Linked DNA regions of Mus musculus: regions 1 and 3 are each linked to region 2. The links are chromatin loops, found by intact Hi-C in ENCODE. Cell type or tissue: heart. All regions are shown on one strand.

The links. Hi-C counts contacts between places; a loop is a spot of excess contacts. Peaks named below come from ENCODE experiments on the same cell type or tissue, not always from the same donor. Only the 100,000 strongest peaks of a DNase experiment are listed, where the experiment ranks them.
Region 1: it touches region 2 in a loop (2.0-fold over the local background); 5 of 42 quality-filtered maps call a loop at or near these places.
Region 3: it touches region 2 in a loop (2.0-fold over the local background); 4 of 42 quality-filtered maps call a loop at or near these places.

The regions. Positions count from the first base shown.
Region 1 is chr9:21,696,153-21,704,152 of GRCm38, reverse strand. Smarca4 (SWI/SNF related, matrix associated, actin dependent regulator of chromatin, subfamily a, member 4) reads right to left here. Exons shown (of 34, transcript NM_001174078.1): 30 at 4,245-4,353; 31 at 4,016-4,117; 32 at 3,167-3,299; 33 at 2,923-3,065; 34 at 1-1,217. The coding sequence ends at 1,185. Among named protein-coding and RNA genes, the nearest start is that of Gm26511, 23 kb to the left of the region's middle. In heart, CTCF peaks have their summits at 481 and 4,694; a DNase peak (open chromatin) is centred at 472; H3K27ac peaks cover 406 bases.
Region 2 is chr9:21,746,921-21,754,920 of GRCm38, reverse strand. Ldlr (low density lipoprotein receptor) reads right to left here. Exons shown (of 18, transcript NM_010700.3): 17 at 7,615-7,772; 18 at 5,002-6,780. The coding sequence ends at 6,745. Among named protein-coding and RNA genes, the nearest start is that of Spc24, 9.4 kb to the left of the region's middle. In heart, CTCF peaks have their summits at 1,360 (motif pointing left) and 3,467; DNase peaks (open chromatin) are centred at 80, 750, 2,230, 6,630 and 3 weaker places; H3K27ac peaks cover 3,183 bases.
Region 3 is chr9:21,598,031-21,606,030 of GRCm38, reverse strand. No RefSeq gene overlaps it. Among named protein-coding and RNA genes, the nearest start is that of Yipf2, 9.2 kb to the right of the region's middle. In heart, CTCF peaks have their summits at 1,542, 1,750 (motif pointing right), 3,840 (motif pointing left) and 7,635 (motif pointing left); a DNase peak (open chromatin) is centred at 3,830.

The DNA.
Region 1 (8,000 bases), 51 kb after region 2:
GGTGAAGAGTACTAACTGCTGTTGCAAAGGCCCAGGAACCCACACAGTTGCTCACAGCCTCATGTGACTCCAGTTCCAGATCCAATGCCCTCCCTTGACCTCTGTAGGCTCTAGGAATGTACTTGATACACACACACACACACACACACACACACACACACACACACACACATTCAGGCAAAACATTCACACAAAAATGTCTATAATTTAAAAAAGAATTATTTTACGTATGTATGTATATATACACATTCATATGTGAGGGCATGGGCATCGCATCGGGTAAGAGGGCAATACTGAATGTGGGCTCTGATTCATTTGAAGCAGGGTCTTGTCACTGCCTGGCATGCTAGTTGGAGCGCCTGGGGTTCCTCTTTGTGCCTTCATCTTAAGAGCACAGGACTGCAGGACTAAATTAGCCTGGCCCTGTGCCTGTGGCACTTTCGCCTATGGTACCATCTCCCCAGTGCAAGTCATGGACTGCCTCCGTGTGGATGTGTGTGTCCCGTGTATGTAATTCAGTGTGTGTACATCTGCACATGAGGGCCAGAGGTGGATGCTAGGCATCATCTTTGATTGCTTTCCACGTACACATTGAGGTGGAGGCTCTAACTTGAAGCTCACTGACTTGGCTTGTTTAGGGTGTGTGGGTGATGGGAATGCAAAACCCATACACCTGGCAAGGCAAGTACTTTGCCCATAAGTTAGACCCAGTTCCTAAAAGTCTTTCTTTCTTCTCTGTGGCCCCGGAGCCACTGCTGACAGCAAGGAGTCCAGGGAGCCAGTGGTGGCTTGTCATTGCTTTAATTTATTACTGTCTGACTCCAGTGACACTGACATACCCGCTGGGCCTGTGAGCCTCCTGGAGAGCTGGCCCTGTCCAGTAAGATACAGTACAAGGAGCGGCCGGCACGCGCATGCATCCACTGAGCTACAGTGACTGGGGCCTGGGGAGGTGGATGGTGCTCCCAGGAGGTCCCCTCTCTAGACAGTTAATGCTGGTAGAGACTCGAGGCCAGGCCAGGGCCGACAGACAGGCCTATACTTCTCTGCCTAAAAATGTGGAAGATTGCATGTGTACAGTTCTCCAAGTTCGAAACTACATCTGGTGCTACCCATCACTGCTAAGGGCTACTCCATCTTGGCTGGGACGAGCGCCTCGGGGTCAGGACTCAGGAATGTCTGGTTCAGTCTTCCTCACTGCCACTTCCTGAGCGGTCCTGAAAGAACAGGGGGAATAGTTTGTGAGTAGGCTGCGGCCTAGGCACTCTCCCTTGTCCATGGTGTTCTCAATGCTGTGGAAGGGCCTAGATCCTTAAGGGATAAATTATCTTACTGTGGCAAAAAAAAAAAAACTGCATCAAGGAGGCTGGCAAGACGACTCAGCAGTTAAGAGCACTGATTACTCTTCCAAAGGTCCTGGGTTCAAATCCCAGCAACCACATAGTGGCTCACAACCATCCTTAACGAGATCTGACTCCCTCTTCTGGAGTGTCTGAAGACAGCTACAGTATACTTACATATAATAAATAAATAAATGAATCTTTGAAAAAAAAAAAAAGAAAACTGCATCAAAACTTGGACCTTGCCCTGCACCATGGTAGGGACAGGCCAACATGGAACCCCATAAGAGGCAGCCACTCATTATAGCCATTCTTGAGTATGAACATGTCTTCTGACTGCCATTTTGGTCTAATAGAGCTCAGGCTGGCCTCAAACTTGCTAGGCAACCAAGGATGGTCATGAACGCCTCCTGATCTTCCGGCTTCTACCTCCCAAGGCCTGGGATCACGGGAGTTTACTACTATGCCTGCAGCCATTATCTTATTAAGAGTCATTTTTAGGGTTGGAGAGACGACTCAATAGCTAAGAAAACTGGCTGCTCTTACAAAGGACACGAATTCACTCCTGAGAACCCACATAGTGGGTGTTCACATAACACCCTGGAACTCCAGTTCCAGGGGATCCAATGCGTTCTTCTAGCCGCCACGATCACCAGGCACACAGTGGCACACATCCATACATGCAGGCAAAATAAACAAGAAAGCCCTCTAAAAAATTAGGGTCTCTATATAGCCCTGGCTGGCCTGGAACTTGCTATGTGTACCAGGCCAGCCTAAAACTTAAGAGAGCCTGCCTTTGCCTCCTGACTGCCGGGAATGAAGCTGTCCATGAACCATCATACCTGGCTTACTTTTACTTTTACTTATGTAGCGTTATGTCTGTGTGTGGGCATGGGCCCGTGGAGGTTGGAGCCTATGATGTCCTGGTGCTTAAAGTACAGGCAGTGTGAAGCACGAATGTGAGCTGGGAACTGAACTCTGGTCTTCCACAAAAGCAGTAATGCTCTTAAGGACTGAGCCATTTCTCCAGCCCCTCCCCATTTTTGTAAAATTATTTTTATGTGTATCAGTGTTTTGCCTGCATGTATCATGTGTGTATCATGTGTGTATCATGTGTGCCCACAGAAGCCTTAAGTGAGTACTGGGTCCCCAGGACTGGAATTATAGATGGTTATGAGTGTCCACATGTGTGCTGGGAATTGAACCTGAGCTCTCTGGAAGAGTAGTCAGTGCCATTAACCCCTGAGCCATTCCTGCAGCCCTCTTTATTTTTAATTCAGTGGTCTTATGTGGAAACTCTCCCATATAAGCCAGAGCAGAAGCTCAAGGACCCAGTCTGTGTCCCATGGCAACCCATAGCAGGAAGGCTTTCTGTGTGTAGGCCCCTGTCTGGTGGCTCTGTTTTCCACAGACACAGACCTGTCCTATCCTGCCCAGCTCTTCTGCAGGCTGCACCAGGAACCCAAAGCCTGCTGCTTGAGAGGCTGTCTGTGAACAAGCTAGGTTACATAATGCCGAGTCTGTCGTCAGAGTGGCCTGGACATGGGACTGGCTAAGTCGAGGATGGCTGCAGCGCTCTTACCTCCTCCTGCTCCTCCTCACTGTCATCGTCACTCACAACCGGCTTGGCCCGGGATCCCCGGCTTGGCCGCCGGCGGCCCCCCTTGAGTCGGTCCTGGGCCTTCTCCTTGCGGCCCAGCTTGATCTTCACCTTGACGGAGCGGGCTGTGGGGCAGCAAGGAAGCAAACCGTTAAGAGAGGCACTGCCTACTGGCATCTCAGTCTGCGGTGAGCTGCTGCAGCGTCTGCCCTTCCCCCTTACTCACACTCAGACTCGGAGCCTTCCTCCTCGCCCTCCTCCTCCTCCTCGCTTTCCTCGCCTTCACTGTCGTCCTCCTTCTCAATCTTCTGCCGTACGCTGGTGAAGACAGACTGCAGGACGATGGAGTCCTCATAGATCTGCAAGGACATAGGGCCTGTGTGACTCTACTGGAGCCCTGCTGCTCAGCAAGGACACCCTACAGCCTTTCCCTGGATGTCAAAATGCCCCGGAGAGAGGGGGGTCTGAGAGGTCTGTGTACTGACCAGTTCCTCCCTCACTGAGCTGACTTTTCAGGGCCCTGATGTCTACAAAGAGAAATGGTCTCCGCCCAGGTTCACATCTCTCCATCCCCTCCTGCTTTGGTTTCCACAAAATTCTGTGGGCATGGCATTTCCCTGACCTAACAAAGCAAAACCCATCTCCTAGAAGTCACCCCTCCCAGGTGTGAGAGGAATCTGCCAGAGGCAGGATGGGGACCACTGCCAGCCATTTAGTCACAAAAAAGGACACCTGGTACATATGGGGTGCCTTTTAAGAGCGCTGATACAGAACTAAAGACAAAATTGCAACGTGGGCTAGAAAGGTGGCTTCAGGAATGCTATGCTCCTGTAGGACTCAGGCTCCACTGCCAGCATCCACTCTATGGCTCACAACTACTTGTATCATTCCATTGAATCTAATTCCCTCTTCTGCCTCTGTAGGCACCTGACACCCTGGCTGGTAGGCAGCTGTGTGTGGCCCCTTTACTAATAGGGAAGGGGACACTGCTCTCAGCAGTAGTGGAAGAGACCAAATTGTCCAAGTTAGACAAACAGAAGCCCATAGGTGCCATGACAGTAGTGTGGGTGCTCACCAGGGAACCCTCGAGGTTGAACGTCTGAGCGTTCTGGCACAGCAGCATCACATCCTTCTCCAGGTCATTGAGGCTGCGGTACTTGTGGTTTCGGATGCGTTCCTGTGGGGAGGGAGGGAGGGAGGGAGGGACGGAGGCCTAACTCTGGGCACCATGACCTCCAGCCTGCCCATGTCGTCCCTCTGGCCCGGCCGTCCTCCCACAGCCCGGATCCTCGGCACCCGCGCACCTTGATCTTCTTGAAGTCCACAGGCTTTCGGATGAGCTCATAGTACTCAGGAAGCTCCTTGCGAGAGGGGAGCTGGATGAACACCTCGCTGAGCTGACGTCCACTGCTGCTGTAAGGGGACATGCTGTGTGTCACTCCACCCCAGAGACACATTGTGCCACCACACAAGGACAGACAATGAGAATTTAAAGACCTGTTAGCTCTTTAATCTTTTTTGAGAAAGTCTCACTGTGCAGAAGAAACTGGGCTCAAACTCAAGAGAAAGCCTATCTCTGCCCAATGGCTGGGACCGAAGGTGAGCATCTCTACGTTTGTTCTGCGAGTTATTTAAGTGTTTGAGGTCTTTGGACTGTTAGGACATTCCTGACAGATAATGAGGTCCACTGGCAGCAGGTGTGAGAAGTCTAATGACATTTCTAAGTCTAGCCCTGGAAGGAGCGTTACACTGCCACCCTCAGGAAGGTACATACATTCAGGCCACTCTCCTTCCCATCAACAGAGGGTTTTTTTTTTTGGTTTTTCGAGACAGGGTTTCTCTGTGTAGCCCTGGCTGTCCTGGAACTCACTCTGTAGACCAGGCTGGCCTCGAACTCAGAAATCTGCCTGCCTCTGCCTCCCAAGTGTTGGGATAAAAGGCTTGTGCCACCACAGCCATCCCATCCTACTTTCTTTTTCTTTGTTTCTACTTTCTATATTATACAAACCACATTTGCGTGCATGATGGCCACCTTACTGAGGTCACAATCCTCACGGGCGACTCTCCTGTGGGTGGGTGGCACTGAGCAGAGCATTTGGCACAAACCCCAAGATGGAAGAGGAAGAGCACAGCTGTCTTGGCCCTCCACAGGACAGCCGCCACTTCCTACAAGGATGGAATGTGGTCTGGGGCTACCCTGGCCCATCCACACATCACTCACCTCAGTGGTCCCTGTGGTGGGCAGTGTAAGCACGCTCTGCACCTCAGGAGCAGGTGGAGCCACAACCATCAGCAGAGCAAGTGGACCAGGTGTCCCAGGCTCTCTGAGTGGCTGGTACAAGGGGCCAGGATGCACCTGTCCCTGCTCAACCACCTGACCTACAACTCTCCAGCCCCTCAACGTTCTCAAATGGTAGGACAAGCCAGTGAGTGGGGTGGGGAAGCCATACCCACTGGGGCCAAGAGGCTGCGATCTGTAGGCAGGAGGGGTCCCTGTGGCACTGCGCTCTATCGCCACTTCACTAGCACCCTTGCATTCCTCATTATCATTCTTTTTTTTTTTTTTTTTTTTTAGATTTATTTATTTATTATATGTAAGTACACTGTAGCTGTCTTCAGACACTCCAGAAGAGGGCGTCAGATCTTGTTATGGATGGTTGTGAGCCACCATGTGGTTGCTGGGATTTGAACTTCGGACCTTCGGAAAAGCAGTCGGGTGCTCTTACCCACTGAGCCATCTCACCAGCCCCCTCATTATCATTCTTTCTCATGTAGCCCAGGTTGGACTCTGACTTGCAGTATAGTCAAGGACAACCTCAACCTTTACGCTTTCTCTTCCTTAAAAATCCTAAAATCAGCCGGGTGGGGGTGACACAAATCTTTAATCCCAGCACTCGGGAGGCAGAGGCAGGTGGATTTCTGAGTTTGAGGTCAGCCTAGTCTACAAAGTGAGTTCCAGGACAGCCAGGGCTATACAGAGCCTGTCCCCTGCCCCAAAAAACCCCAAACAAACCACAAAACCAGAAAAAAAACAAAATAGCTCCCTTAATTCAAAAATAGATGGTGTATACCCTTAATTCTAATGTTCAAGAGGCAGAGGCAGAAGAATTGCTGTGAATTTTGAGGCTAGCCTAGTCTACATAGCCAGTTTCAAGCCTGTCAGCCAGTGTTATAATAGTGACACCTTATCTCAAAAACCCAACCAACCAAATGTTCCAGTGGATTCCATACCTATTAGTCTATGGGCAGCACAAATTGGTCTTGGTGGATTATAAAAGGAAAAAAAGATGGGAAAAAACAGGAGTTGGAGGTAGACAATGAGTTAGTGTGAGAAGAAGGCAGTGAATATAATCAAAATACAGGAAAGTATATACACATTTTCAAGGAAAATTCTAAATGGCTGGACCAGATGGAATTCATTGGTAGTGTGTTTGCTAACACGCACGAGACCCTGGGTTCTATCCCAGATCCTCCCCACCCCCACCCCCCACAAAATCAAAATGAGTTAGCAGGCCCTCCACCAGGCCCCATCCTGGCATCCTCAACACACCCGGTGGGTCCCCATTTCTGGAAACAGTGACATGGGAGTTTTGCACGCTTGTCATGGAGGCTCTGCCTCCTGAAGCCACCAGGAACAGGCCAGTCAGGTGCCTGCCAGAGGCTGCTCCCCGACCCTGTACTCATCTCAGTTTTATAGGTCACAATGCCTGATGTAGACACGAGAGTCCCTTAGATAGGGATGGGACAGACAGGAGTTTTGTTCCTGCCTGGCACATACCCTCAGAGCAGCTGTCAGGGCACCACAGCATTAGCTTGTACTGACCCTATCGCTCTGCTGAGGAAGCAAGTATTCTTGAGAAGTTCCAGCCTCGTCCCCCTTGGCCTCTGTATCCAGCATGTGGGCGTGTGGACATGCCTGGTCTGTGTCCAGGAACTAGTGTCCTCTGTCCACGGCAGGGCTACATCTTCAGTACTTGCTTGCCCTGTGTGTCAGCCTCAAGGAGGCCCTGCCCAGCCCTTACGGCCAAGACAGATCCACTTCTTGTCTCCAGGCAATGGAGGTGGCTTAGCCCAGCTTCCTGCTGATGCACATGCCTGCTGTGGGAATTTCCATTTTCTACTCAAGAGCACGGGCTGGGTCCCCCCAATCTAGCCATGCCCCAGCTCCTGCTGTGGGGTTTTCTCAGCAGAGCCCTCCTGCTGATTGCAGCAACAATCCCTATAACCCTGAGCCTTAGCAAGAACTGGTTCATACTAACTGAAGACAGCTGGCACAGGCACGAACAGGACTTCCCGAGTTGGTGGAGCCCAAACAGGAGTTCAAGATAGCATAGACAGCTCAGCAAGCCCAGCCTCAATAACAAGACGTCCAATTCAGGTAATCAAATGCAGAAAGAAGAGCCTGGAAGAAGTATTCTCAAATATTTCCTTTCCCCCTCAGCTCTGTTCAGGGCCATGATGTTCAGGCAGTTTGGATGCGGACCATGGGCTGCTGATACGGGAAGGTTCAGCCTAAGAGCGGGCAGCCTCATTCCCTGAGCTAGAAACATGTACGTGTTTTTCTCTCTGTTCTTTTTTTTTTTTTTTTTTTTTTTTTGGTTTTTCCAGACAGGGTTTCTCTGTGTAGCCCTGGCTGTCCTTGAACTCACTCTGTAGACCAGGCAGAAATCTGCCTGCCTTTGCCTCCCAAATGCTGGGATTAAAGGCGTGCGCCACCACTGCCTGGCTTGTCCCTCTGTTCTTGACCGTGGATGGGACAGGACCAATTCCTGTCTTGACTTCCATCTCTACAAGGACAGACTGAACTGTGAGTAAGGAACCTTTCCTTCCTCAGCTGCTTCTTGGCAGGGCATTCTATTACACTGACAGAAATGAACTAGGCTAGGTGGTCACAAAAGCTGCTGCAGCCATTCTCCTGGAATACCATGGGAGTGGCTGTCCACCTAACCCAGGCTCAACCTTCCTAATGCTGCCACCATAAAATTAATTCATTGCTACTTTTGCTACTGTTACGAACTGCCTGGTCTGTGATTCCCGAAGGGTCACATCCCATGGGCTGA
Region 2 (8,000 bases):
CCATCCCCGACCTCACTGGATTCCAGTAGTGTCCTGACAACAGGAAGTGTCTGAGCCATGGCTGAGTGTCCCTTGGGAAGGTCACATAATACAGCTAACGTCTGCAGGACTAGCATTAGTCCACATTGCCTGCGGAGTCACTGCTGTGGACTTGTGTTTTCATACCAGTGTGAGACGGTGCAGGATAGAGAACTCACGGTTGTACATGCTGACCTGCAGACCTGGTGCCTGGTGGAGAACGTAGCCATGGAGTTCAAGGCTGCCAACATAGCCAAGCTGGAGGGCTAGGGAGATGGCTCATGGGTAAGGTTCTTGCCATCAAGTCTGATGGCCTGAGGCCTCACAGGATCCAAGGGCCCGTATTTGTCTTCACCTAAATAGCACCTTCTGCTCTTCCAAGGGATCTGGGTTCGATTCCCACCATCCACAGAGTTAAATGTCTTTAGCTGTAGTTCAGGAGATTGGAGCCTTCTGACTTCATCATGTGCCAGGCACACACAGTGTGCAGACACATGTAAGCGAACCACTCATAAAATACATAAATCTTACCAAAAAACCCAGCAGAGCAGCAGGAACCAACAACGAGGCTTTGCACAAGAAGGGCAAGTGCCCAGCTGCTCAAACTCCTGACCCTCTGGTGGCAGGGGAGCCTCACTCCCTTCCCTGGAGGAGCACTGGGGGCTGACTCCAAGGTCCAGTGAGTGAGGACTGTGGCCCAGCACCCTGGAGAGCCCCCAGCTCTGCATGCCTAGGCTCTGAGTCACTGCCCAGCACTGGCTGGCTGCCTGGGACATCTTGGGGCCAGGCCACAGCCTCCTGCCCAAATTCCTACCCACAGCCTGACTTGCTCCTTCTAAGAGAACCAGCCAGAAGGAGGAGCAGTCCTGAATCTAATTTACAGATGAGGTAAACTGAGGGACGGATCCATCTGGCCATTTCCCTTAAGTCCCAAGACATTATATGAAGTCCAGGGGTTGACCCATTCACCTGTGTTCTACTGCCACCAATCCCTAAGGCACATAGTGTCTTCCTCTGAAGTGTCACCAGGACTAGGTGGTTTTTTAGGACAGTGGTAAGAGCACCCAGCAGGTGGCCAGCCCCTTTCTCCAGTCTCTCCCTCTTTCTGTTGGGGTTAGCTGCAGTTAAGAGCTGTTTCCTTAAGCAGGAAAGATGCATAGACCTAGGAAATGAGCAGGAGGAGCCAGGCAGCCAGATTTGAAGGCTGTCTCCTCATGACACAAGGGCTGGGCTGGAGGCTGGAGAGATGGCTCAGTGGTTAAGAGCACTGACTGCTCTTCCAGAGGTCCTGAGTTCAAATCGCAACAACCACATGGTGGCTCACAACCATCTGTCATGGGATCTGATGCCCTCTTCTGGTGTGGCTGAAGACAGCTACAGTGTACTCATATAAGTAAAATAAGTAAATCTTTAAAAAAAAAAAAAAAGCTGGGCTGGTGTGGGGGACAGGATCGGTTGTCTGTTATGGGCATGACCACACTTGGACTCTACCTGTGACCTCTGTTGTTGGGGCCACTCTCACCTGGATCTCGGGACCTCCTAATAGGTCCTTTTTACTGTGTGTCTGTATGGAGAGTCACAGTATGTAGGGAGGTAAGTGCAGGCCCCGGGGTGCAGGCATGCTTGTGAGAGGTAAGGGATCAGTTCTCTCACCTTTACAAGGATTACGACCAGATCAAACTCGATCACCAGGCTTGGAAGACAAGCGCCCTTACCTACCCTTTGAGCCACAAGCACATTCAGGCTCCTGCTGGCTGAATGGTTCTGTGGCAGCCATACTTGTAAGTGGCTGGAGCTATGGAAGTATGCCTGGCTGCGCGCATCATCTGGAAATGGAAACTAAACCCAGGCTGGAGATTTGTCTCAGGTTTCACACCTGGTAGGTGTTTGAGCTCCGGGGTGGGGGTGGGGGTGGGGGGACTCTCAATCTCCTGCTAGGAAGGAGGTCAGCACACCTGGCAATAAGGAAGTGACAGGGGATAAAATGCTGGGGGGGGGGGGGGAGGCTGGGAGGGTAGAGATGGTGACACAGAATAATGCTAAGCTGGGAGCAAGCTAAGGACTGCCACCAGGCAACCGCAGAAAGCATCTTGATCAATCTGGGCCTGCAGTCCACAGTATAGGGGGAAGATTTTCCAGACAGCCAGTGGCTCTGCTGAGTAAGAGACTGATCTAATTAAGCTCCAAGCTTCTCCCACACACTCCCTACAAGGCCTGGCCAAAGGGCGGGACAAGGGAAGGACAGAGCTCCTCTAGGGCAGGAAGCAGATTCGAGTAGGGGTGTCAGACAAGACACAGGAAATCTAGGGAGACTTTCCCCAGGCAGGCTGAGTAGGAGTGATATTCCTGAGAACTTAATCTCAGAAAACCACAGTGGGAGCTGGAGCCGCAGCGGGCGCTGGGGAATGCTGGCTGCCTAGCAGAGCACCCTTCCCACTGTCTCCCCCGTGCCATTCCCGCTGGGGCTCCAAGCTGGCTCACCACACACAGCTGTGGGCTCAGACACTGTGAGTTGGAAGGGACCACAGCCTGGGGGGCTGGTGGTCAGCGGGGAACAGCAGTTCGTGTGTCAGAAATCAGCTGCTGCCTGCCATTCTTGTCCTGGGCAGAACTGAATCCACAGAGACGAGGCAGGCAAGACCACCATCACTTGCCCACCCTGGGTCAGATAGGTACTGCACACACGGGTACACATCCAGGTCTTTCACTGATTGCTATTCTGAGCCCAGAGAACTGCAGGCAAAGAAGACGGGAGAGCAGAAAAGGGGACCCTGACCCAAGTACCTCCCATTCCCCTCGCTAGGTAGGCACTGCACAGTGAGTTAAACACCAGCCCTTCAGTGCCTGTTGGTAAGTAAAGTGTTTTTAAGACAGAGTCATGGGCCCCAGGTTGGTCTGAAACTCACTATGTAGGGGAGGATGACCTTGAACTCCTGATCTTCCTGCCTCCACCTCCCCAGGGGTAGGGTGACAGGTACGGGTGAGGACACTTGGCTTTGCAGGGCCTTGAAAATAAAAGCTGAAGCCCAGGATCAGAAATGCTCACCAATGGGTGGTGGCACTCCACTTTAATCCCACACCCTGGAGGCAGAGGCAGGCAGATCTCCAGTTCGTGGCCAGCCTGGTCTACAGAGGGAGTTCTACAACAGCCAGAACCACACAGAGAAACCCTTGTCTTGAGAAGAAGAAAGTCAGTCCATCACCTTCCATGCATGATGTCCCGTGGGAGCCCCACACCTGCTCTCCAGTCTGTTAACTCCCAGGACGTGGAAGCTCCACCATGCTGTTAGCCACACATGCCAGCACCATGACTCAGGGAGGCAGTCCTTGAAGGCCTGTGAAGCCACGGGCTTTCCAGGCCACTTGCTTCTCCACTTTCTCTCTGAGGCAGTTTGGCTCTTGCCCCAAACAAAGGGCAGAAGGAAGGACGGATGTGCCACCCCGTGGATTCAGAGGAGATGGCAGGCCTGGGTAGAGGTCCCACCAGTCTGGCAGAAGGTGGAATTACTGGGCTAACGAGGCTCTGAAGTGCACAGGGTCACACAGAAAACTACAGCAGAGCCAGGGTCGGAGCCAGGTTGTTTGTCTAGTGTATCTCCATTCCTGTTCTGTTTCCCCAAGACTCTTTCCCTGAATTTTTCTTTTCTTTTTTCCCTTCAGGGGGAGGGGAGGGAGTTCGAGACAGGGTTTTCTCTATGTAGCCCTGGCTGTCCTGGAACTCACTCTGTAGACCAGGCTGGCCTCGAACTCAGAAATCCGCCTACCTCTGCCTCCCAAGTACTGGGATTAAAGGCGTGAGCCACCACACCTGGCTAAGATTTATTTATTATATGGAAGTACATTGTAGTTGTCTTCAGACACACCAGAACAGGGTGTCAAATCTCATTCCTGATGGTTGTAAAACCCTGTCTCGAAAAACCATAAATAAATAAATAAATAAATAAATAAATCTTAAAAAAAAAAAAAAGACTTGCTCTTTGGTTAGTGTGCTCACCTTCATCATCCCTCGTGGATGTGTGAGACAGAGAATAATGCCTCTGTCTTAAAAAATACCCCTCGTGGATGTGTGAGACAGAGAGAATAATGCCTCTGTCCTAAAAAAGACGGCCGGTGAGAGACACAGCTCAACACTAACACTGGGAAGGCTGAGGCAGGTGAGTTTAGTCTGGGTTTTCAAGTTTATAATGAGGTTGGTTGGATGTTATTCTATGGCAGGCTCACTGATGTCCCAGGAGGGGGTCAGGGAAGTCGCTGTGCAGACAGAAAGGCAGCGGCTGGGACAGAGGAAGAAAGTATACAAGCAGAGGAGACAGAACCAAAATGTCTAGATTACCTAATAGAGCCTTGGGGAGAGGAAGCCCCGCCCCTGGGCTGCAGGGGCTGGAAAGTTCAGGGTAGACTGTGGGGTGTACCTACCTATGTGCCCAGCAACAGGTAGGGACTGCAGGATACTGGGAGAACTTGTAGGCCAGGTCTGCTTTGGTATTTAAAATAGGCACTTCAGCTACTCTTCCTGGCCCTGCAACCCAACACAGGCTACATTGTGAGATCCTGGCTCCAAACTACCAAAACCACGCAACTCAAACAGAAGGCACAGCTAGCGAAATGGTGGACTCAGCAGCTAAGGACGCTCACTTTGTCACCAGGGGCACGGCGCACACTCGAGCACCAGCTTAGCAAGATGGGAGTTCTCTGAACCTTGTAACCCCTGACTCTGAGCAGAGCAGAGCCAGGCTGGGCCTTGTTGGCATTAGACATAGCTGAGGGGGCCCCAGGTTCAGGGAAGAACTTTGCCTCAAAGGAACAATTTGGAGTTTCAGGACACCCACACGGAGAGAGGTGCGTGACCCCCTCCCCCCCACACACACACAAGCCTGTTCCTAAGCCTGGGTGAATACAGAGAAGTGGCTTCACAAAGCTATCCTCCAAGCCTCCCGATGCCTCCTCTGCACCCCACACCTCACACACATAAGGATGACAAAGTTTCCAAAAAAGAATTTAATCCATCACAGTATGATATTTTCAGCCTATAAAAACATCTGAACAAGGGTTTCAAAGCAGTTCCCACCCACTCAAAGCAACGCACAGGACAGGCCTGAGATCAGCCCATTCAAATCATCTTTGTATACAGAGCATCCCAGAGTATCACCCCAGCCTAACCTGGAGAAATTGCAGAGAGGTGCAGCAATCAGGGTTTGCAAAAATAAATAGATTTAATACATATGTGTGATATCCTTGAATATACAGAATGAAAACCGAGCCAGGTGCCATCGGCACATTACAGAGCTCTTTACAAGTGTCCCAGTGGGCTGGGCAGTGTGCCCTTGTGTCTTGAGTAGTGGACAGGTGGATCTACCCAGGAATCCAAGTAAGGCCACCACTGTCTTCTTAGGTTACCCATGTGACAAATCTGTGGCAATTTCTAAGTATTCTTCCAAGTCCCACCAAATAGTCTGGGATTTCTTTTGGTTTTTAGATATATAAGGTCTCACTATGTAGGCTTGGACCTCAGACATGTGCCCACCTCTTCCTCTTGAGCATAGGATTAAAGCCAAGTGCCACCACACCTGAGAAACCATGCGTGTATCCCTCCCCTCGCCCCATCTCTCCCCTTCAGCAGGCTGGATGTCTCTGTGAGAGAGGATGACGTTACCAGAGGAGCTAAACAACTCTGCTGTGCAGAGCCAGAAACCACCAAACAAACAAACAAACAAACAAACAAACAGACTAACTAAACACCAGACAGAGGCCCTGAGTTCCCCCCAGTACTGAAGAAGGCAATGGATGCTTGGAGCCTGGCAATTATCTTCTGTGGTCAATGATTCGGGGCCACTTCCGGCCTGAGGTCCCATCCAATGCACCAGGGTCAGTGCAACCTAGGAGTACAAATGTGGACCACGTGGGTGCCCAGCACAGAACGGGAAAAGTGCGCAGAGAGAAGTGCAAGCCTCACTCGGAGACTCGGGGGCTGGGCACAGGACAGGGGTCCTGCCGGCCACCCCTGAGCAGCAGGACACTGAGCAGGCCAGGACTCCTGAGCAAGGCAACCAGTTGTCTCAGGCACTTGATAAATATTAAGGGAGAATGGCGACTTGGGCTTGTCCCTCCAGGAACGGGTGACGTTTTGGCAAAGGCATGAGCGGGTATCCATCACTGGCAGCTGCCGGCCTCAAGATCCAGCAAGATCAGTACCGAATGTCACGAGTCACTTTCCTGGCTTCTGATGGGGGCGGCAGAGTCAGGCAGGAAGGCTCTGGGATGAAGGTCAATGCAGGAAGTCCTGAGGTTAGGGACTGGCTATGGTACCCAGGACCCGGTCAGTAGTACCTGCTGTCTCATGTCCAGCAGGCTTCTCTCTGCCTGGGTGGGTCTCTTCCTCCTCCGTGTTAGTGTTGAAAAGAGTAGAATTCAGAAGCTTCTGGGACAGCCTATTTGGCTTCCAAGGAAATGAAGATGGGAGAAAAAAAAAAATTCCCAGGCAGAATTCGAATTTCAAGCACAGCCAGTAGCCTTTTCTGTCCCCAGACAATAAATATATAAAACAGAACCTGGGGCAGACAGGCAGCTGAGCTTGGCCCCCAGCCCAGCTTTGCTCTTATCTTGCTTTGAGCAACACAGAGCCCAGGGAGGTGGCAGGACCAGTGCTGGATGGGGAGGTCTGGAGAGAGTGTCTTTTCTGCCTAAGCTTGGCAATGGATCCCGGAAAGAGACGGCTCTCCCGGCTGCTCATGCCACATCGTCCTCCAGGCTGACCATCTGTCTCTGTCAGCAAAGCGGAAACACAGGAAACAATCAGACTAACAGGACTATACACAAGCATGGCAGGAATCCACCTCTCTCTCCTGCTCGTGTCCCTCACCTTCTGTCCCTGCGCAGTCACCAGAGGTGGCCAGAACACCTAAGACTGGGTCAACTAAGGCTCACAATGCTCTCCTCTCACTTCCAGGCTCGGATCTTACCACAGATATATCCCGTGTTTCTTTCTGATTTTTTAGAAAACCTCTCTCTCTCTTTCTCTCTCTCTCTCTTTCCTTCCCTCCCTCCCTCCCTCCCTCCCTCCCTCTCTCTCTCTCCCCCCACCCTTGGGAGGGGATGTGTGTGTATGTGTGTGTGTGTGTGTTCTCTGCATTAAAGTTACACATGTGCCTGATGCCTGTGAAGGCCAGAAGGTATCAGATCCTCTGGAACTGGAGTTATAGATAATTGTGAGCCACCATGTGGGAGATGGGAATTGAACCCAGGTCCTCTGGAAGAACAGCCAGTACTCTTAACCACAGAGCCATCTCTCCAGTCTTCCCTTATGCTTCTTAAGTACACTGTGCCCAATCTTATCACAATTTGAGGTCTTTGCAATGAACTGATTCCTCTATTCCCAACCCCCACTCAGAGGAGACCTCCTCCCCGGTCCACATACAGCTGGCTCTAGCATGTTCCTGCTACTGTGAGGCACACCCTAAGCCCTCACTGGGGGCCTAGGCAGGTTCTACCACTGAGCTGTGCATGCCCCTGGTTTGGGCTTCCTCTCCTTCCACTCCACCTAACTTCTGTCCTTCACCTCATTTGATGTCTCATCTCTCCCACAAAGGGCACACTCACTGAGGGGTAGGTATAGCCATCCTGGCTTCGGCAAATGTGGAGCTCGTCCTCTGTGGTCTTCTGGTAGACTGGGTTGTCAAAGTTTATGCTGTTGATGTTCTTCAGCCGCCAGTTCCTCCACAGCAGGACGGCCCCAAGGACAAGGAGGGCAACCAGTGCTGTGGGGAGAGGGGCTTGGTCAGGGGCTCTCAGGAGACCCCGTGCCAGTGAAGCTACCGGCATGTCCATCCTGGCCCTTTCATGTGACAGCGATATGTTTTGAATGTAAAATTATACTCACCTATCATACAAAGAAAAAAACCAAGGGAGTGTGTGTTGGTATAGCATTCACTGGGAGTCTAACACTTCAGGGGAATGAGGCAGGAGGATGCTGACTTCTGAGCCAG
Region 3 (8,000 bases), 150 kb after region 2:
CTCTGAGCTTTCAGGCTTTTCTGTTGTGGATTGGTTCTAATGCTATTTGTGTTAATTTGGCTCCCCAAATTACCCAGGAAAGGCACGCCTGCAAGACACTGAAGGTCCCTGGCCCCAGGTGGCTTTGATTGGTGAATAATGTTGCCGGTGGCCAATGGCTGGACAGAGAGAGAGAGACTTTAGATTTCTCGGGCAAAGGAAGCCCAGGAAGAAAAGGGTTTTTAGTACTGCCAAGGAGGCCGGAGGATCAGGCAAGAGCTGCAGAAGACGGAGTGACAACCGTGGAAGAGCTTGAGAGCGCTGACTTGGAGGCCTTAGGGAAGGTTCCTGAGTCCCCCTCCCTGTCCAGCCAATTAATGTAAGGGTCATCAGAACCATCAATCATTACCTGCCTAGTTGCTGCCCTCAAAAATTATATAAAAGGCTTATGAAAGAAAGAGAAGGGGTTGCCTCTCCACTGGGTGCAGGATGACCCCAGTGTGCTGGAAAAATAAACCTCTTGCTTTTGTATTGAACTCTGTTCTCAAGTCTCATTGCCGGTCTCCCGGTAGCTAAGGCTCACTTTGAGTCTTACAAGCCCAAGAAGAGCGGCCCCAAGAGCATATCCACAATTGGGTCTGGAGTAACAGAGATGGAATCTAGATTTTAGTAAGTAATAATTCAGGAGTGTCGGAGGCAAGGCATTAGTAATATGGAAGTTTGGGAGTGGCCCAGCCATTGAGTTGCTTAGGGCATATTAAAAATAAGGTCCTGGAGGCAGAGGCAGGCGGATTTCTGAGTTCAAGGCCAGCCTGGTCTACAAAGTGAATTCCAGGACAGCCAGGGCTATACAGAGAAACCCTGTCTCAAACAAAACAAAACAAAACAAGTCCTGTGTGTGTGTGTGTGTGTGTGTGTGTATGTGTCTGTGTCTGTGTCTGTATCTGTCTGCCTGTCTGTGAACCTACAACACTGGGGCAGTAGCAAGAATCATGCACACCCACCAGGGATCTACTACCACTACACATTTCAGATCTGATCTCTGAGCCTGGCCTGACTACAGATGGGGAGTCTCTCCTGCTGGATTAGGGAGTGGCTTGCTCCTTCCTGTCCCTAAACTTGCTAATGGCATCTACAATGGTCCCTGACTCCATATTTAAAGAGATAGCTGATTTTCCTGTGTCCAAATGTGTGCTTGCCATACCTTGCCGTACCTGCTTCAAGAATAGTGCAGGCAGGCAGGGAAGGGTGAACACATGAGAACTTTATTTACATAGGAATAACAGCTCACACTGGATAGGGTCAGTGTACAGACATAACAGCCCAGACAAGAAAACAGAAGACCAGAACTTCCTGGTCCGCTGGGGGTGCCAAGCCAGATGGACAACATGTGGTGCAGCTCGGTACTCCAGTAAGCCATCAGTAGCAACCAAGGGCAGCTCTTCCCATCTCATGGGACAGGAAAGAGCAAGCCACTCCCCGATCCGATCCAGTAGGACTGACTCCCCATGTGTGGCCAGGCTCATGGCCTCTGCACCTTGTGATCCTAATCAGTTACATGTGTGTATGGAAATAAGGTGTAAAACAAAAAAACAATCAGTAAAAACCTGACAAATGTGGCATCAAATGACAAGGGCCAAACCCTCTCTTGGCTTTCTTGTTTTTTTTTGTTTGTTTTTTTTTTGTTTGTTTGTTTTTAAAGACTTATTTACTTATTATATGTAAGTATACTGTAGTTGTCTTCAGACACTCCAGAAGGGGGCGACAAATCTCGTTACAGATGGTTGTGAGCCACCATGTGGTTGCTGGGATTTGAACTCAGGACCTTCGGAAGAGCAGTCGGTGCTCTTAACCGCTGAGCCATCTTTCCAGTCCCTCTCTTGACTTTCTTATTGCAGTGAGTTCTCAGCCTAGAGGGTGACAATGCACTGTTTGCAGCTGGGACCTTGAAACAGTTTCTAGTGACCCAGGTATGGAACTCAGGGCTACACTGTGACCCCCACCTGAAGCTCTGCTGCCAGAGCTGTCTCAGCTGGATGGCTACCGGAGACCACTGTTAGGGCTAGCAACTTCCTGCCAAGGCAGAGGACCTGAGTGTGGTCCCTAGGATCCACATGGTAGACAATAACCAATCCTTCCAACCTGCACACATGTGATCACACACAAATATTGTTGAAATATCCCTTCTGCAGGAAAGAGGGGCCCCTGAAGAAGCTCAAAAGACACACCAGAATGAGAAACCAGGAAGGGGTGGGCTTTTGAAGTTGGACTAACTGCACTGTGCGTTATGTCTATGGAGGCCAGCGGGTGGAATATGGTGTTTGAATGAGAACATCCCTCATAGGTTCATGTTTGAATGCTTTGTCCCTGTGTAATGGAACTTTTTGGCCTTGCTGGAGTAGGTATCACTGAGAGTAGGCTCTGACATTTCAAAGGCTCACACCCATGCCATTCCTGGTGGCTCTCAGCTTCTGCTCCAGGGCTATGCTTGCCTGCTGCCTGTTCTCCACTACGGTGGCCACAGGCTCAACCCTCTGGAACTATGAGCTCATAGTCAACGCTTTCTTTTATAAGGTGCTTGGTCATGGTGCAACAGACACTGGGTAAGCCTGACAACCTGAGTTCCGATTCCCCAGAACCCAAGCAACCATGGATACAGTAGTACAGTGGGTGTGTACAGCACACTGAAAGGGGTACGGATGGTAGAAGACAGTGCCAGTTAGCTTGACTGAGGTAAACATTGAGAGACTCTGTCTAGGGGTGAAGGCATTTGCTGCCAAGCCTGACAACCTGAGTTCAATCCCCAGAACCCACATGATGGAAGGAGACAATACACTTCTTAAGCATGGCGTGGTGGCGCACGCCTTTAATCCCTGCACTCAAGAGGCAGAAACAGGCAGATCTGCTGAGCCATCTCTCCAGCCCTCTTGTTTTTTGTTTTTCTGAGACAGGTTTCTCTGGCTGTCTAGGAGCTCACTTTCCAGACCAGGCTGGCTTTGAATTAAGAAATCCACCTACCTCTGCCTCCCGAGTGCTGGGATTAAAGGCATGTACCACCACACCTGGCTTCTTTTGTCTTTTTTAAGACAGGGTCTCACTATATAGCTCTGCTGTCTTGGACCTCACTCTATAGACCAGCCCGGCTTCAAACTCACAGAGATTCATCTGCCTCTGCCTCCTGAGGGCTAGGATCACAGGCGTGTGCCGCTATGTAGGACTTGCATTTTGCAATTTATTTTTTTAGTCACAAGTTTTGAAATGTGCCATCATTAATCCAGACCATTGTGTGGAGCTTTCTACAAGTGCTCTTTAGCTCCTCATGGCCCCAGCTGCCACAAACTGGAGCACCCTCCAACAGCCATCAACCTAGATCATTGCAACTTAAGCCTTGAGCCACTTTGGTTAGGAGTTAGTTGGGGTTTTCTTTTCCATATTTCTTTGAGACAGGGTCTCACTATGTAGCCTTAAAATTACAGAAACCCACCTGCCTCTGCTTCTCAGACTCTATCTCTCGTTTTGTTTTTTTTTTCAAGATAGGCTCTCAGCCTCTCAGGATGGCTTGTAATTCACTATATCCTTGAACTGATCCTCCTGCCTCTAACTCCTGTGTGCTAAGATTACAGGTGCGAGCCAATATCATGTCTAGCTTGAAGTACTGGACGTGAATGTGTGCTAGGCAAACATTCAACTGAGCCTCATCCTCTTTGAAATTCTGTTGTTTTGTTGTTGTTGTTTGTTTGTTTGTTTTATATGTCAAAGCTAGTCTACCTTAATCCCCTCACCTGCTCTGCTGGGCCTTGCTCAGGGCAAAACAGAGAAGCCCTAGCTGGGAATGAGGAGCTTTGGCGCCCTCTGGTGTCCATTAATCAGAATAAACACATGCACGGCCACCACCCCAAAGTCAATCTCTTCTGTTGCCGAGTGACCAAATGCTGGTGCAAGAAACGCAAGCCATGGGACATGTAGGCAGTAGCATATATTTTTCAGTAAAAAGAAACTTAGGGATGGAGCTATGGAGCAGTGGGTAAAATGTTTGCTGCAACAAGTGTACGGATGGATTTGACCATTGACCTTTGGGAGCACATGAGAAGCTGGAGATACCAGTGTCCCAAGCTGGGGAGGCACAGGTTCAGCCTTGCTTTTTTTTTTTTTTTTTTTTTTTTTTTTTTTTTTGAGACAGGGTCTCTCTTTGTAGCCCTGGCTGTCCTGGCACACACTTTGTAGACCAGGCTGGCCTTGAACTCAGAAATCTGCCTGCCTCTTCCTCCCAAGTGCTGGGATTAAAGGCGTGCGCCACCATCGCCCGGCATGTGTGTTCAGCCTTTCTTACAGAACTCAGGACCACCAGCTCAGGAGTGGAACCACACACAATGGGCTGGGTCCTCTCTCATCGATCATTCATTTAGAAAGTTCCCTACAGGCCGGCCTGCCTACAGCATGATCTTACAGAGGCTACCTCCTCTCAGATGATGCTAACCTGTGCCAAGTTGACATAAAACTATCCAGCACACTATACACCTGGCTGCTCTTGGAAAGGACCCAGATTCCATTCCCAGTACCCATGTTGGGGTTAGAGAGATACCAAGTATGCTTATAAAGAACCCAGATTCAGTTCCCAACTCCATATGGTGGCTCCCAACCTCCTGTAACTCCAGCTCCAAAAGATCAGAGACACCGTCTTCAGTCCTCCAGTGGCACTACACACATTTCACAAGCAAACATTCATAAATGAAACTAAAAGTGAAATCTTCAAATAATTATCCCGCCCCCAGCTGTGTGTGTGTGTGTATATGTACTCAGCCACACCCCAGTCTGTGTGTGAGGTCAGAGGATAACTCTGTGGAGTTAGTTCTCTCTTCCCACATTGCTGTTGTTTTTGTGTTTTCCCAGGGTTTCTTTGTGTAGTCTTGGCTGTCCTGGAACTAGCTTTGTAGGCCAGGCTAGCATCAAAATCACAGAGACCCACCTTCCTCAGCCTCCCGAGTTGCTGGGATCAAAAGTGTATGCCACCACTTCCTGGCTCCTTCCACTTAATTGTTTTAACCTTTTATTTTCTCTCTTCAGGCCCCTCTCCTTCCTCTTTTGTGGGCGCTCTAGGATCATGCTTGATGGCCGACATTTGTTTGTTTATTACACTGGGTCTCCCTGTGGAGCTCTGCCTGGCTTGGGACTCACAGAGATCTTATTGTTTCTGGTACCAGAATGGAAGCTAGGGCCTTGTGTATGCTAGGCAAGTGTTCCCAGCAACATCATCAGCACCACTAGGTCACAGCTCAGGCTAGCTTTAAGACTGTACTGATCCTCCTGCCTCAGCCTCTTCTTGTCTAGGATAGCAGATGTAAGCCACCATACCTAGCTTTATACTTCATTATTTAGGAAATATCAGCAGGAAAGAATCTGCGAAAGTTTTTCCTAATCTCCTTTCTTGTCGAGTTTTTTGTTTTTGAGATAGGGTCTCATTTGGCCCAGGCTGGCCTTGAACCGGATCACTACATACTCGAGGTATTGAGTATTAAGGAGCCTCCCTTTAGTCAGAGAAAAGTGCTGAGGTTACAGATTGTACAAGACCTATTAATGGTCATCAGGCTGGAGCCTGGGGCTCCCTATATGCTGGGTGAACACAACTGAAGTCAGCTACACTTATCACACCATTCCACCTTGGTTGGCTCCCTCGGTGCAGAACCTAACAAGAGGGCTGGCTAGCTGTGCCTATCAGGGGACCAAACCTAGAAGGGGGTAGGTGGCTGGCTGAGAACTATAGATCTCAATCATGAAGAGCTTCAGAGGCAGGCTCACAGAGCACCTGGCTTTAACAGAGTGCAGGTATGGACAACCAGACTGCAAACCTGGTGAATTGGTGAATTAGCTGGGCTAAGTAAACACTGGTATGTGCAAGGCCAGTACTTGGCTGGCTAAGGGCAATGAAGTCTAAGGACTGTCACCCTCCAGGGTCTACCCATTACCCTGAGAGGTATCTTCCTGAAGTCCAGGCTGTCATCTACAGATGGTGGATGGAACATATAGCCCAGGTCCTGATGTTTGCCTCTTTTGCAAATCAGGCACATGTTCTAGGAATGGATGTGGCCCTTTCCAATGGCACCAACTTCTGCCACCACATGCCATTCCTGAGTTTCAATAAATGGATGAAGCACCTTGTATTTGCTGCGCTAAGCCGCATGGGGCTTCACTAGCCATTCCCATGAGGGTCAGCCAGGCCTGGACAAAGCAGGCACATCTCTGAGTTTGGGGCCAGCCTGGTCCACACATGAGTTCCAGGACAGCTAGTGTTACATACTGAGACCTCATTTGAGAGGGGCTGAGAGTTGGCTCAGCTGTTAAAGAGCATTTGTTGCTCTTAAAGAGGACCCAGGCTTTACACACACGCGTGCACGTGCGTACACACACACATTTAGCAGAATGACTTACAGGCTGTGGTCCAGCCAGTTCAACGATGGCTATTTACCAATGAAATGTCTAAGAACTGAGTAGCTGTTCAGCCCAGGAAGCTGGTGTCTCAGCTGGTCTTCAGTGTCCACTGGGATCCCGCAGAAACAGGCTCTAATGGCCATGATGCAATGCACTTGGCCAACCAGAATGAGGGCAGGCAGGCAAAGAGCAAAAGCTTTCTTCTTCTTTCATGACCTTTATAAAAGGTTAACTCACATCAAAGGTAAATCTTTCCACCTCAAAAGATCCAGATTGGGCTGGAGAGATGGCTCAGTGGTTACAGAGCACTGACTGCTCTTCCAGAGGTCCTGAGTTCAATTCCCAGCAACCACATGGTGGCTCACAACCATCTGTAATGAGATCTGATGCCCTCTCTTTTGGTGCATCTGAAGTGAGCTACAATGTTAATAAATAAATCTTTAAAAAAAAAAAAAAGGTTGGTTTCCCACTTCAAAACATTTAATTAAGGAAAAAAAAAATTCTCTCAGAGGTATACCCGGTCCCTTAGGATTCCACTAATTTCAGATGTAGTCAAGTTGAAAGCCAAGAAAAGCTATTACTACTAATCTAACAAAAAGGATGAAAGAGCCGGGCATGGTGGCGCACGCCTTTAATCCCAGCACTTGGGAGGCAGAGGCAGGTGGATTTCTGAGTTCGAGGCCAGCCTGGTCTACAGAGTGAGTTCCAGGACAGCCAGGGCTGCACAGAGAAACCCTGTCTCAAAAAAAAAAAAAAAAAAAAAAAAGATGAAAAACTGCACAGGTCATGCCTTTTATCCCAGGACTCAGGAGGCAGAGAGAGTAAGGAGTTCAAGACCATCCTTGGCTACACACAAGTTCAAGGCCAACTAGGAAAAAAGGGAGGAGTTGGATTGTGGACCAGAGTCTCAGATGAGTTATGGAATACTACAGGAATTTAGATTTTCCCCCCTTTCCACTATCCATGCGATGCATGTTGTATATGAGTGCTAGGACCTGCTTGCATAGTGAAGGTCAGAGGACAACTCTGAATTCTGAGGAGCAAGGCTCAAATGGCAAGCACATCTACCCACTGAATCATATTGCTGACTAGCTTTTTAAAAAAGCTTTTAAAAAACTATACAGAGCTGGGAAATGGCTTAGTGGACCAAGACTTGCCACTCTTGCAGAGGGCCTGGGTTCAGACATAGCAGCCAAATGGCAGCTTACAACCACCGGTGCCCTCTTCTGACCTTTCTGAGCACTGCACTTCTGTGGTACCTAGGCAACAGTGCAGGCAAAACAATCATATACATAAAATGAACCTTTAAAAGTTGTGTGTGCAGGACAGCCAGGGCTATACAGAGAAACCCTGTCTCGAAAAACCAAAAAAAAAAAAAAAAAAAAAAAAAGTGTGATGTGAGAGTGGCACACTTCTGCAAGGCATGCCTGTCCAGGTTACAGGAAAACCTCTGGGGACCAGCCGTTTTGTTGTTGTTTGAGACTGGGTCTTACAATGTAGCTCTAGCTGTCCTGGAAACTCAAGAGATCCACCTGTCTCCCAAGTCTGAGATTACAGGGGTGCATCACCACACCTGGCAAGTTCTATGTTTTGCT